Linked DNA regions of Homo sapiens: all the other regions are linked to region 1. Evidence: chromatin loops called from intact Hi-C (ENCODE). Cell type or tissue: A673. All regions are shown on one strand.

Region 1 (5,000 bases):
CAGATCCAAGAGCCAATTAAACCTCTTTTCTTTCTAAGTTACCCAGCCTCGGGTATTCTTAATAGCAACACAAGAATGGCCTAATTCAAGGTGTTAGGAATTGGCATATCCTGGAGGACACTGTCATCCATCCCCTCTTAATGACCCTTCACTCTAAAGAGCACTTTCAGCCGGGCAAGGTGGCTTATGCTTCTAATCCCAGCACTTTGGGAGGCTGATCACTTGAGCTCAGGAGTTCAAGACCAGCCTGGCCAACATGGCAAGACCCCGTCTCAACTAAAAATACAAAAAAGATAGCTGGGCATGGTGGTGGCGTGTGCCTGTAGTCCCAGCTACTCAGGAGGCTGAGGTGGGAGGATCACTTGAGCCCAGGGGCAGAGGCTGCAGTGAGCCGAGATGGTGCCACTGGACTCCAGCCTGGAGAGAACTCCTATATGACCCAGAAATTCCGCTCCTAGATACATACCCACAAGAATTGAGAACAGGAACTCAAATACTTGTATATGAATGTTCATAGCAGTATTGTTCACAATTGCCAAAAAGTAGAAACAACCCAAATGTCTATCAGTGGACGAATGGAAAAACAAAATGTGGAATATACACGTAACAGAATATTATTCAACCATAAAAAGGAATGAAGTATTGTTACATGTCACGATGTGTATGAACCTCAAAAGCCTTATGTTAAGTGAAAGAAACAAACACAAATGGACAGAAAGTATATGTATTTCTATTACATACCCAAAATAGGTAAACCCATACAGACAGAAAGCAAATTGGTGTCTGCCAGGTGCATGAAGTATTGGGAATGGGGTCTACCTGCATCCTGGGTACAGGGTTTTATTCTGGAGTGACAAAAAATATTTGGCCGGGCATGGTGGCTCACGTCTGTAATCCCAGCACTTTGGGAGACAGAAACAGGCGGATCACCTGAGGTTGAGATTTCGAGACCAGCCTGACCAACATGGAGAAACCCCGTCTCTAATAAAAATACAAAAAAATTAGCCGGGCGTGGTGGCATGCGCCTATAATCCCAGCTACTCGGGAGGCTGAGGCAGGAGAATTGCTTGAACCTGGGAGGCAGAGGTTGTGGAGAGCTGAGATCATGCCACTGCACTCCAGCCTGGGCAACAAGAGCGAAACTCTTTCTCAAAAGATACATATATCTATATTTTGGACCTAGATAGAGGTGATGGTTTACGTAACATAGTCAATGTACTAAATGCCACTGAATTATTCACTTAAAACGGTTAATTTTGTGTTATGTAAACTTTACTTCAATAAAAACAAAAGAGAAAAGATTATGTCCATACAAATGGGGTGTTTAATAACCAGAAATACCATATGGACTTAGTGTCATCTCCTCTATCAATGAATCCGCTCTGGAGTAGGAGCATACTAGGTCTCAGAAGCTTGCAAATTTTATTCTTTTTTTTTTAACCGCCTCACTCCGCTCCCAAGAAGCTTGCAAATTTTAATCTGAGTTAATTTGCAAGTGGATTTGGGTAATCTGGCTCTAGATCCACTTAGAGGGTGCCTGTAAATAACTGTCTTGAGGGCAGGGGAAAGGCATTATGGCATCAAGCAGATAAAGCCTCTGATCTAGTTACAGTTCCTTCCAGGGATGAATAAAGCTTTGGGGACATTATCCAACCGCTTTATAAACCCAAGTTTATAAGGCCTGAACCCTCAAGCCCTTGAATTCCTTGTCACCACCTACAAATTTAGATGAGTTGCCGCAAGGGGGCAGTGGTGTCCAGGCGATGACCTCCCATGTTGCGCAAATTCGTAGAAATACTGAGTTTCAGATTCTCGAGTTTCTCTCGTTGAAAGCGGTAGCAATTATCCCCAGTCCACTTAACAAGCCAACAGCCATTTAGAAAATATGTATGTATATTAAAGAAAATACTGGATCTGGAAAAAGATCTTTCGAAAACATCATGTCCAACCAGGGTTATTATACAGAAACTGGGTTGAGAGAGGGCAGTAATTGGCCCAGAGCCACGGAGCCAGGCCTGGAACCCAGGTCTCGTATATTCACGTCCCATGCTCTCGGTGCTGCAGCCTCCTGCTCCCCTGAGCCTTTCTCCGGCGTTCAGCACAAGCCATGCCTGCGTGGTGACATGAGCACCTGTCTTTGTTGTTCCTACAGCACAGTTCCCGTCCCATTTCACCGCTGCCTCCAAATTCCCACCCCAGCTGCGCCACGTCTCTCAAGCAGAGCTGGCGATCCGAGAGCAGTGACTGGGGACGAGTGTCCACGCGGGGCTGACGAACTGTCAAAGCCGCCACCATCTGTCAAGACCTATGAGGACGCACACAGCACGGGCAGGCGGGCAGGAGAAGTGGCGGACGCAGTCGGCCACCCAGCATCAGCTCCGGAGGCGCGCTGCTTCACCTGGTGACCTGTCCCCGGCCTACGGGTCTCCAGGAAGCACTCCAGTCCCTGCCAGATGCTAGCGGGAAGGCAGGAGGGGGCGCCGTCCCAGCACCCCGGAAGCTGCCAATCTGCTTGCGGGGCTGAGACCGATCTAGGAAAGGGTAAGCAAAGATGCACGCGCCTGGGCGGCACGCAGCGGATTTCCAAGTCGTCTGCACAGATCATTGACCCCGCAGGACACGTGCGCATGTTGGCAGGGCCGACTCCGGAGGAATTCCAACTCTTCTGAATCTGCCACCTTGCAGAGGGGACAGCTGACCCTTCGCCCCATCTCTGAAAGGGCCAAGGATCTTTCCTCTCATTGCTTCCTACTGAATGCCCAGGATGCCTCGGTGTTGCCTACCTTCCGCAAAATCCTCAGGGCTGGATCGTTTTCGGAAACTGCCACCAGAGGGAGCTCCAACAATAGAGCTGGATTTTGCTTCCTCCCAGCTCATAAAGGAAGTCGGGGGCGGGGGAAATGCTGTTCTCTGCCACCAGCAGGTGCAAAGATCAGTTTAAAACGCCCAAGATTGTAACTTCACTACTAATTCGTGAAAAGCATATGGTGGAATAATGCTGGATCTGCAGAGTGACAGAATAGCTGTCCTCCACCGTGAGTTTCCCTCATTTCAGACTCAAATACTTCAGACCCAAATGATCTCCAAATCAGAACTCCTGCCTCTGCATTCAGTCTGTAGTGTTCTCTCCAGAGGACTGAATCCTAGCACCCTCGCTCCCCTCCCCTCCTCTGCCAGGCTTTACAGCCTCCGGAACTGCCCTTTCAACCAGAACAGAGCCCAGACTGTCACCTCGAACATCAGAGGAGTCCCAGCCCCATTCCTGAGTGCCCCTCTTCCCCCAGCTGCCCTGTGAACAGTGATAAGAGCTGTGACTGTGTTCTCCAGGCACTGAAATTAAAGTCAGAACCACTCCGGCTATAGATTCCATGTGCCGCTTCTTACTGCAGACCCTCATCTCGGTTTGGGATGGGGATGTGGGCAGTGTGTTTTGCTGCCAGGATGAAGTGGTTCAATTCTCCTAGAAGGAGATGCAGCAGTCACGTCCAAAAGCATGACAAAGCCCACCTAAGATGACCTGTATCTTAGAATAGTCTGAATTCATGAGGCTTCCGTCCTCATGTGAATATGTCACTAGCACTTGTTCCTTCTTCTGGGGGTATACTCAGCCAGCAATTTCCTTCTTTAAGTTTGGAGACAGTTGTAAAGAGGGGAGAACCCTTGGGCTCATGGGCCTTTAGTTTTCATGCAAAATCTAAGACCTCACCTAGTGGGGGAGGCAGAGAGAATTGGCCCTGACTTTCAGGTTTGGGGGTTCAGCACAGATCACTGTTGTGGGATCCAGACATTCCTGCACCCAGGAGATGTGCAAGGACAAGCATGAGAAAAACTGCATCTGGCCAGGCACAGTGGCTCACGCCTGTAATCCCAGCACTGTGGGAGGCCAAGGCAGGTGGATCACCTGATGTCAGGAGTTCAAGACCAGCCTGGCCAACATGGTGAAACCCCGTCTCCACTAAAAATACAAAAATTAGCCAAGCATAGTAGCACATGTTTGTAATCCCAGCTACTCAGAGGTTGAGGCAGCAGAATTGCTTGAACCTGGTGGAGGTTGCAGTGAGCCGAGATCGCACCACTGCACTCCAGCCTAAGCAACAGAGCCTTGGGGGAGAAAAAAAAGAAAAACAATGTATCTGAGGCGTGCGTGACTACTGGGTAACGGCAGCCATTCCTGGGGATGTCTGGAAAGGCTTCAGAGGGCAGGCAGACCTGAGTTCCTCCTGCCCTCTACCAAGAGATGACTGCAGCCTCCAGCCTGGCCTGCACTGGCAGGCACCTTCAAGAGGGACGACAGGACCAACAGGGAGCTGCTGCTGTCCCCCAGGCCTCCCCTGCTCAGGTCTCATTTGCCATTCATGACTTGTAGCTGAGATGGGTGGAAGGCGCCCTCTGAGGCATCTGGGTTCAAAACTCTGAATGAAGAGAGCACTTGCATTCTCTTTCTTCTCATGCATGGTCAAAAATGCAGACTCTGTCCAAGATGGTGCACACTCAGGGTTTTGGTTCAGGGATGATCAAGCCCCTTCATCAGTGATTTTCATCCTCATGTCAGCTAGTGCCTCCTCTGAAATGGCCTAGAGCCTTCATGCCATTGCCTCTGCCTTCCCCAGCATCCCCATTTCACAGGGCAGCTTGAGGAAGAGGGGCAATGAGGAACAGGGCTGAGACTCCTCTGATGTTTGTGGTGACAGTCTGGCTCGGTTCTAGTTGGAAGGGCAGTTCCTGAGGCTGTTAGTTCCAGACCAGCCTGGCCAACATGGCAAAACCCCGTTTCTACTAAAAATATAAAAAGTAGCCGGGTGTGGGGGTGCACACCTGTAATCCCAGCTACTCAGGAGGCTGAGGCAGGAGAACTGCTTGAACCCAGGAAGCAGAGATTGCAGTGAGCCAAGATAGCGCCACTGCACTCCAGCCTGGGGACAGAGTGAGACTCCGAAAATAAAAATAAAAATAAAAATGTGCACATTCTGTTATTCATGTGTGCATTTTAAAAAAAATGG
Region 2 (5,000 bases), 84 kb after region 1:
CCCTCAAAATCATTTCTCCAGGAAGCTCCATGTTTTCCTCTGAACCTTTTATTTACCCAGGTTTGTTACTTGAGTGCACAACTACCCTTGACAGAAAGCATTGGTTTTTGAACTTGGGGTCATGTATAGAAAATCATATTGCTGAGTGTTTGGCTTCCTGTATCCCTTCTTTACCTGCACAATAGCACTGACAAAGTGCAGTCCACACAGTGAATGCCCATTGTGTGTGGTTCCAATGCATTGTCCACAATTGTTTCCTAGTTGTTCCGTAAGTTGTTACAGTACAGCTTATGACTAAAGAGAGCCTGGTGTCGTGAAAAAGTCCGTAGCCTTTGGGGTTGGGTAGATCGGAGTTTGAATCTGGCCTCAGCTACTTATTAGCTGAATGACTTTTGACATGACTTTTTTGAGTCTCAGGTTTTTGTTTTGTTTAGTTGTGTTGTGTTTTTGAGACAAGATCTTTCTCTGTCACCCCAGCTGGAGTGCAGTGGCATGATCTCGGCTTATCCTCCCACCTCGGCCTCCCGAGTAGCTGGAACCACAGGCATGCACCATGATACGTGGCTTTTTTTTTCATTTCAAGTTATTAATAATAATGCCTTGCAGGGTTGGTGTGAGCTTGAAAGATAGTGATTGTGAAGTGCTCAACACAAGATCACCTGCAGTAGCTGTAAAATGGTGGCTACCATTATTATTGTAGTAATACTTTCTGCACTTGTGGGCTCTGCTGCCTCCAATTTCTAATTGTATGTATCTGGGCATGCTACCTAACTTGTCTTAGCTTAGTTCCTCATGTGTAATATGGGATGATGGTAGTATATACTCAGTGTCCTTGTGAGGGATAGTGAACTGAGGATAGTAATACTAATGATAGTAGATATAATGACTACTACTGACATTTATTGAAGGAGTTCTCATTATATATTGTAGAGTCTGAAGCATTTAGGACTCTATAAGTATTGGCTGCTATTCTTGCATTTATTGTGAAGCCCTTAGAATTGTTGAAGAATTTCAGCTCTGTCAAATTCTTCATGTACTGCTATTAGTGGACCTGGTGGAACTGTCCCTCAACCAGGCATTTCTTATCTATGAGCTGAAGAAAGTATTACATATGAGCCCATACCCTTTTCTTTTTAAACCCTTCAGCCTCAGTCTCTCCCTTATCTCCCCCTCACTTTTTCTAAAATTCGGTTCTCTAAAGACAGTAACAATGTGAAAGCTCACCCTGAATAAGTCCAAGCTTCTCCAGAAAATGGTAATTGCTCATCTTGATTTATTCCAGTACATAAACTATCTGCATGCAGCTTTTCTCTCAGTGACCCAAACCAGCTGGGCGCCGTTGCCTCATGATTGGCAGATCCTTATGCACTGGGTGCAGCCAGATGGGTCTAGAGAATGCCTTCTTCTTCCCCTTTGTTTTTATTGGCTTAATTTGTCCCCAAAGGGGATAAAGTTTCACAATTTTTAAATACCGTGTCTGCATTTGTGTGTGTTGGTTCATTTCAAACACACAGGGATTTACTCCTACAGATTTATCAATTCTCGCATTTGTCGCAAATTCTGGATAAAGGATGTTGTAGCTTGGTCATCTAGAGAATCATAGGCTTTCATATGCAGCAGCAAGAGAGTTTCTGAGAGGCTAGTGTCATTACCCAAACTAGAGTTTGCTTGCCTGTGAGAGGCCAAAGTTATAACCTAACCTATTATGTTCACATCCTTACTGGGGATCATTTAAGCCCATGGCTTCAAATCAGTTCAGTAAACATCTCTTAAACATCGGTTATTTGCAAGCTACTGTGTTGGGCATAGTGAATGCAAATCTAAGTACGGGAAGTACTATGCAATATAGTGGTTACATGTACAGGCTTTGGTGTCACATCTGGGTTAAATCTTTCATCTATCCCTTATTAGTTTAGACGTTTTCCTCATTTATAAGGGGTTGAGAATACCAATCTCCCAGGGTTGTTTTTAAGGCTAAATGAGACACTGTATGTAAAGCCCTGATCACTTGACACATGGCAGTCATTAATAAGACACAGTCCCTGCCTCAACTGGAGGATACAGGCATGGAAAAGAGATCATTTCCATGTCATGTAGTAAGGGAACTAGGCTCATTCTGGCAGAGTGGGAGGAAGAGGGCTTAGAGAAACCTTCCTGGAAAGGACACTCACTACTTGCCTTCGGTCTTGATGGATGAGGCAGTCATTCATGTAAAGTAGGGCAAGGGACCATATTTTCCCAGTGGAAGGACCAGCATGAGCAAATGCATACTGGAGAAAATGTATATGCTAAAAACTGCAAGAAATTCAGTGTTGTTAGGAACTCAAAGCCTTTGGATTGTGCTTACCTGTTAAGAGAGGCTGCTTGGAAATGGGCTGGCATTCTTTGGGCCTTTGTTTTTGTTCCCTCAGGGTAACTTAGTAGGTTCCACCTCCCCTTAGAAGGTGACATAGTCCAAGGAATACCAGTTCTTCTTTAATTTGCTTAGCTTCTGTTCTGAAAGGAAAGGTCATTTATGGGGAAAGGTCATGTCTGTCATTTAAGGAAAAGTCAAATGTGGATTTCCAGAGCTTTCCTTTTTGACTGTGTGACCTTATGCTATTTAGCCTGTGTCTCAGATTCCTCATCTATAAAATTTAAAATTTGGATAGTAATACTATTTACCTCATCTGAGATATTTCAGGATTAAGTGATACAATCCATGTAAAGTATTTGGAACAGTCCCTGGCACAACGCGTAAGCTCGATAAATGTTAATATTGATGCGTTAATTACTCTCAGGAGTATTTCCATTCAGAAGAAGGCAGAATTTAACTGAGAGTAATGGTGGACTTTTTCAGCATGATGTCATTTCCTATTTGGAACAGAGGTCAAGAGAAATAGTAAAAGGTGATCCTGTGCTTTCAATCTTCTCTTCCAGAGGATAATTTAGTGCTACCACACACACTGTAGTTGGAAAGGGAAGCACAGTTCCTAAATCATCATTCTGAGCCAACTTGTGCTCTTCTGTCACAGGGTCAGAAGCCTTTAAAGAAAAAGTCTTGGGAACAGATCCACCCCAACAGTCAGATCCTTTTTCTTATTCTTCTTCCCCTTCTCTATCCTCTTTTTCCTGGCTCACCTTTCCCTCCCTCCCTCCCTCCTTTCCTTCCTTCCTTCCTTCCTTCCTTCCTTCCTTCCTTCCTTCCTTCCTTCCTTCCTTCCTTCCTTCTGTTTTCACAAATTAGGGCACATGGCTTGGAGAACAGAGGACGGGGCGGATTTTAAATTCATAGCTAGGTGCCCTTGTGTAAGACAACTGGCACAATCATATGAAACAGCCCTTATTCCCTTCTGAATTCTTAACTTTTATTTGAGCCCACCCAATGGTGATTGTTTTGTTTTATTTCAAATTGTGGAAAATACATATAGCATAAAATTGACCATCTTAACCATTTTTAAGTGTACAGTTTAGTAGTGTTAAGTGTATTCACATTATTGTGAAGCTAATCTCCAGAACTTCTTCATCCTGCAAAACTGAAGCTCTGTACCTGTTAAAACAACAACTCCCCAGCCTTCTGTCCCCTGGCCCCTGACGACCAAATTCTACTTTCTGTCTCTATGAATCTGACTACTCTAGGTACCTTTATCAGTGGGATATCAGTATCTGTCCTTTTGTGACTGGCTTATTTAAACTGACTTAGTGTCCTTTAAGGTTCATCCATGTTGTAGCACGTGTCAGAATTTCCTTTCTTTTTAAGGATGAATAATTCCATTGTATGTATATTACAATTTGTTTACCCATTCATTATTGATGGACATTTGGGTTGCTTCTTTCTTTTGGCTGTTAGTAACAGTGCTGCTATGAACATGAACATGGGTGTACAAATATCTCTTTGAGACTCTGCTTTCAGTTCTTTGGGATTTATACCCAGAAGTGATATTGTAGGATCTTCTTTGAAGAACCACTGTGCTGTTTTCCATAGCGGCTGCACTATTTTACATTCTCGCCAACAGTGTACAAGGGTTCTAATTTCTCCACATCCTCACCAACATATGTTGTTTTCTATTTGTTTTTTGTTTTGTGTTTTTTGATAGCCATTCTAATGGGTATGAGGTGGTGTTTCATTGTGGGTTTGATTTTTATTCCCCTAATGATTTTCATTTTCCTAGTATTTCCATAATGAATGAAATGTCTATTCAATTCCTTTTCCTATTTTTGAGTCAGCTTGTTTGTTTCTGTGGTTGAGTTTTAGAGTTCTTTATATATTCTGAATATTAATATTTTATCAGATATATGATTTGCAAATATTTTCTCCCATTCCGTATGTTTTCTTCTCATTCTGTTGATACTGTCCTTTGATGCACAGAAGTTCTTAATCTTGATGTAGTTCAGTTTATTTTTACTTTTGTTGCCTGTGCTTTTGACGCCCTATCCAAAAAAATCATTGCCAAATCCAGCGTCATGAAGCTTTTGCTCTATGTTGTCTTTTAAGAGTTTTATAGTTTTAAGTCTCAAGTTCAGGTCTTTGATCCATTTTGAGTTAATTTTTTATATGTTGTAAGTTAAATGGTGATTTTTTGTTACTTTTTAAAGAGAGTACAAAGTTCCTGAAGTATTATCCTGCCTTTCCCCACTTCTAGACTCTAAATTACTTTTTATTAAATTTTTACAATGATATGACTTACATAAAGGTTGTTTTAAGTGTACTGTTTCAAGCCTTTTGAAAAATGTACACACCACATAAACAACACCACAATCAAGATTAGAACATTTCTGTCACCCTCAAAATTCCCTTGTGCCCATTTTAGTCAGTTCTTTCTCCTACCCTCAACAGCCACTGATCTGTTTTTTCTCACTATAGTTTTGTGTTGTCTAGAACTGTTGCTAATAGGGCTGCTGTCTGTACAGCCCTACCATGGGTTAGTGGGGCTGTACAGCCCTATTAATGTGCCAGAGATAGGGTTTTATTCTGCCTTTACCACCAGCACTCAATAATAATGTGCCAGGTTATAGGGATA
Region 3 (5,000 bases), 340 kb after region 1:
GTCCATATGATTACTATGTTTACGATCATGCAGTTACTATGTTTATGATCATATGATTGCTATGTTTTTGTTTATGATAGACTCACCTTGCTTTCAAATTGAGACTTTAAGATTATACACGTCATGCCATCCTGTCTCATCTATTTTTGACAAAATGTGTAGGTGAGATTTTAGGTTTTTTTTTTTTTTTTTTTTTTTTTTACGGTAGGCATCTACGAAGTCCTTTGGAATCAGTCACACTTGTGTTGATTACTAAAGTGCATCTCTTTCAATGGGGTATTTTTAAATAAGCTGTAACTTTGGATGGATATTACTGGAGGAATGGAGCTGTGATCCCTGTCAAACTGAGAAAAACAAGGGTATGGGAAGACTCCTTTGGCTACTTAGTGCTTTGTGACTTTTGAGGAGACTTTGCAGCACGTAATTCTAAGAAAATTGTAGGAAACAGCAAAGAAGAGCCGGGGTCTTCGTGGGGGAGGGGAGCGAAGTCTGTGCTCATGCAGCTTCAGTAATGTCTGACTTGATCCTAAACACTGCGGTTGAAATGTTCCTTTAGAATGATCTTGTGCATTCCACAAAGGCATAAAATAGTAAAATCTGTTTCTTTCCTTAGCCAGTAGCTCTATATTAATTCAGGAGCTATAAAACAAAGTTCAGATTGATGTCGTTTTCCAACTGTGAAAGTATATTCACCTTATGTATTGAATACAAACATTGCAACAGGCCCTGTTACCCGCTAGCCTGACTGTTAGCTTTTTATTAAAGTATAAAGGATCTTTACACTTCTGTGTGTTAACTTTTAGTGGATGAAATACATATTGGTGACAAATGTAAACACACGGATTTACTAAGTACATAAGGTGCTCAGGTTGAAATGTGTGTGGCTCTCACTACATAAATAAGTTGACAAACCTGAATTATGAAGAATTTAGCAGTTACTGCTCAGAACAATCACATATTAGCCCGGGTTAGAATTCTCATCTCTCTGTGCATTTAACCGGCTGTGCCTTGACACAGAAATAAGGCAACATTTTTAAAAATGCAGTCTTTTATTTTTTTAAAGCAAGCCCCAGCATCTTTACAAACCCTCTTTTGTATGAAGTTAAGACAAACTTAGCTAAAGGTTTAATTGTACCTTGTGAAGTCAGATGGTTTAAAATGTGCTATGGAGATCCATGTGATAAGATGTAAAGCATAATTTTGTTGCCTCTGAACTTTGGAATTCTAGGCAGACCTCTTGCATCAAGTACAAATAAACCAAAAAGGGGCATGCAGAAGTGAAACCAGTCCTGTGGCTGTTGTCAGATTTGACATTCATTCCACTGATGATGTGTGTGTTTGGCTTGTTTTTCTCCACTTCAAATGTTCTGTTTTCCCCCCCTCCAGAAATATGGTGAAACGGTGTTAAAACTGTCCACACACACTCTCACTCTGGGCATTCATGCAGAGGACACTCAGCCTGAGGACCAGCAGCAGGCCAGCAACCCCTGCCTCCCTCCCACACAGAATGCCACCTCCCGGGCCCTCCCATCCCACCCTGCCTTGCTGTGTTGCTCTGTACGAATGGGGTTTCTGTTTCCAGCCTCGATAGTCCAAGCTCTTCTCTTCTTGGATGCAGGGGCTTAATTCAACCCACTTTCCTGTGCCTAGACCACCGATCAAATAGGCAAAGCTACTAGAAATTGTCGTGTGGAGTAATTTACCGCTTACTATCTATTTCCCATGAGAGTATATAAATCTTGTTTTTTTTTAAGGGACTCAGAGCCAGGCAGAACTTTTGGGGTTATTAGTTTCATATTTTATTTAGTTCTATATTATCAAATTAAACATCTAATTATATGTGTTACAGGCAAATTAAAAAGAAAAACCCTGTCAGTATGAGCAAATAGAAACACATTTAAATTCCTGTTTAAAAGGCTATCAACATAATTCTTCATATTCGGGAATCAGTTTATTTAATGGGCTTAGATTTAAAGAATTTTTTTTTTTTGCATTCTTTTTACTAAATAGGTAGATAAAAATACCTTTTATTATAGGTAGGAAAATACCTTTTATTATATACAGTATATTTTGGTATAGTATGTGTTATTGCCCTAGCTGGATATCATGTATATTCTGATAGTATTAAAGTATTTTAAAATCTAAAATCCCCAGTCTCTAAATTCTAAGGAAAAAAAATGCTGCACATATGTTCAGCTATGGAAGTTGTACCATGACCTTTCAGAGGGTTTAGCTGCACAAAGTTCTACGGCTTTTTCAGATTTATTGCCATAGATGGTCTTTTTTATAGCTCAGTTCTCTGTGCTCTTTGTCAGTAAGTAGGCAGATGTTTTTGCCTTTTTATAAAAGTGTGATAATAGGCATGTCTACTGCCTTTACTTCATCAGCTAGAAGAACCATATCCATGGCTTATCCTGATGACAGGTGATTCACCTGAGCTTTGTTCCCAGATTGGTAGCGGGCAGCATGGCGTGTCGTAAGTGGCCCTTCCCACCAACTGAATTGAAAAAGGTTTCTTTCTGATTTAGATATAAACTTACACTTTCACCTGTCGGAGGAAAATGAAACCATCACTAAGAGTTTTTTATTTTGTAGGCAGGTTCATGTCTGTGACAAAGTGATTTATCCCCAGGTAAATTACTCCTTCACATTGGTGTGGCAATGACTATTTAATAAAGCTATTTATGAAAACTCCTTAAGTGTGTGGTCCCCGTTCCCACAGTGTGTCACTGCCGCCGCCAAGTGACAGGTCTGAAAAATCAGCAAATCCTAAACAATTAAGGCATCAATTCCTCCTTCCCAAACCAAGGCCCCTGCTACCTCCTAGATAAAGATAGTGTATACTTCTGTAAGGAGAAACGAAGACCCTTCCCCAAATCACACTGGACCCTATATGGGTGTCCCTCCAAATTCATGGCCTCTCAGAGAAGAATGGCATGGGTGATGAAGAAAAGAATTTCTTTCTCTGAACGAATAGATGTAATTTTAGGGTTGAAGGAGTTTGTGTGTGTGTGTGTGTGTGTGTGTGTGTGTGTGTTCGGTTCGTTTACCACAATTCTACACTAAAATCATACCATATAGCAGGGAAGAAATTCTGTGTCTTAAAAATCCACCAGTCACACCAAAAATTTGTAACTCCAGGAACACACAAATACTTGGGGATGTATGCAAAGACTGTTCTCTTCTGCAACCTCATTCTTGAACGGGGCTAAGAGCTTTTCAATTGCTGTGACATTTTCAGCCAGGGAAGTAGTAGTTGTTGCAGAGCAATGTTTTACAGGCAATTACTTTATATGATCAATGGAGCAATTCCCCTTCCAGAAAGGAACCAAAGCGATCTAGTTAAATCATTAAAGAGAGAAAGAGAGTGGGAGAAAGGGTTCATCTCATTAGCAGGTGCCAGTGCTGCAGGCTCCATGGCGGCACACAATGTCACTGGCCCTTTAAGACAATGACTATGCTCCCTCCACCACTGCCACCCCCTCCCCTGTAGCTGTTGACAGGTCTAAACCTCCCTAGCAGCCCATTGTGGCCACAGTAGGAGGCACCTGCAGAAAATGTGCCAAAGCCAGGCAGGGAGCAAGAGCTTTTCAATAAGCTCCGCAGCTGGAGAGGAGAGGCAACACTAAACAACCAGCCTGGGCCCAGGCATGTGATGGGAAAAGGGGTCAAAAACAGACACCTCCTATGGGCTTTCTGAGCACTGTTCGGTTCAATTTGCTGACATCTTCTAGCTGGCTTTTCTCTATTTGCTTAATATGCTGAGGTATTTAGCTTAAAAGCACTAAATGCCCCATCATGATGAGCCGTTTTCTCTTTCCCCATTTACTGTTATTAAGGACATTTTCCAGCATTTTCACTCTCTTTCTGCCCCAAACTAAGATTGTTTTCTTTCGCTCCTCTCTCGTGACTACTCACAGGCATTCACCACCACACACCGCCGGCTTGATTTTACTCATCTTTAATTCAGGGATGAGTAAAGCTCTCCAAATTTAGGATCTGTGCTACCTTTATAAAGCACACACTCCTGACTGCTTTCGGCACAAGTGTGGAAGCTGAATTCTTGCATTCCAACTAGTAAACATGTATTGTGCATCTACTGTGTACCCACCAGTGTTCGTGGGGCTTCTAGAAATCCACAGGTGAACAAGATATGCTTTTCCCCTTGTACTGTTTAGGAGCCAGCAGAGGGAATGAATAGCTAATGTAACTGTGGGTTCTAGGAATTTGTTTTACACCCAGTCGCTTGTCTTTGTAATATCTACAGCCCTTTTAAGAATAAGCAGGAGTGGAGGCAGAGGACGAGGAGTACCCTGGGATGGGCTGGTGGTACATTGGCTCTGTCAAATGTGCCTTGGGGAACCAGAGGACAGAGTCTCGGCGTCATCTCTCCAAGGTAAATGGAGAAAGAACCGGGCCTCGTTCCTCAGTTTTGGCAGCTCTTGTTTCTCCACGACTCCTTACGTGCACACAACGCTTCCTGGTTTTTGTAATTTTCCATCTATTTTTTCTTTCTTGATGTAGTAAGGCATTATCTCTGTCTTGCAGATGAAAACATCTGAGACTCAGGGCTAAGCACCTTGCCCAAGGCCACACAACAAGTAGGTGGTAAGTGTACAGGCCTGCCAGGGACCCAGCTCCTCTGCGCCCACCTAAATCTTTGCTTCCCTCCTGCCGGGTGCTGCCTCTTACAAACCGTCAACCAGCACGAGTACGCGACTTAAGAGCAACATGGAAACAAATCGACATTTTCACAGTGCAACTCTTTTCCCCCCTCCTACAGATGGAGAGTGTTGGCGTGTACGGATTCTGTGGGTGTAAAGCAAAGAACAAAATGAAGTGTGATTCAAGGTGGGAAATAGCCGCTTCAGGTAGGAAATTAACTAATGTGTGTAAGTATCAAACTGGCATCTGAAATAACTGCCCCAGAACCTCATTCCTGTCGAGAGGGACTAGGTATGTTTAAAACTGGGACGTTTAAACTTCTGCACGTGTAAGAT

The links. Peaks named below come from ENCODE experiments on the same cell type or tissue, not always from the same donor. Only the 100,000 strongest peaks of a DNase experiment are listed, where the experiment ranks them.
Region 2: a loop joins it to region 1, with 5 times the contacts of the local background. A loop is called at or near these places in 4 of 110 quality-filtered maps.
Region 3: it touches region 1 in a loop (6-fold over the local background); 10 of 110 quality-filtered maps call a loop at or near these places.

Annotation. Positions count from the first base shown.
Region 1 is chr10:117,172,872-117,177,871 of GRCh38, reverse strand. No RefSeq gene overlaps it. Among named protein-coding and RNA genes, the nearest start is that of MIR3663HG, 6.3 kb to the right of the region's middle. RefSeq lists an enhancer at 2,574-2,753. In A673, CTCF peaks have their summits at 1,732 (motif pointing right) and 2,819 (motif pointing right); DNase peaks (open chromatin) are centred at 1,761 and 2,861; H3K4me3 peaks cover 2,012 bases; H3K27ac peaks cover 1,428 bases.
Region 2 is chr10:117,088,964-117,093,963 of GRCh38, reverse strand. It overlaps a transcript of SHTN1 not described here. Among named protein-coding and RNA genes, the nearest start is that of VAX1, 47 kb to the left of the region's middle. In A673, no CTCF peak of the experiment used is centred here; DNase peaks (open chromatin) are centred at 1,353 and 2,933; H3K4me3 peaks cover 479 bases; H3K27ac peaks cover 5,000 bases.
Region 3 is chr10:116,834,806-116,839,805 of GRCh38, reverse strand. It overlaps a transcript of HSPA12A not described here. Among named protein-coding and RNA genes, the nearest start is that of MIR9851, 9.7 kb to the right of the region's middle. RefSeq lists enhancers at 1,344-1,443, 3,394-3,688, 3,235-3,870 and a silencer at 3,394-3,688. In A673, a CTCF peak has its summit at 2,749; a DNase peak (open chromatin) is centred at 2,735.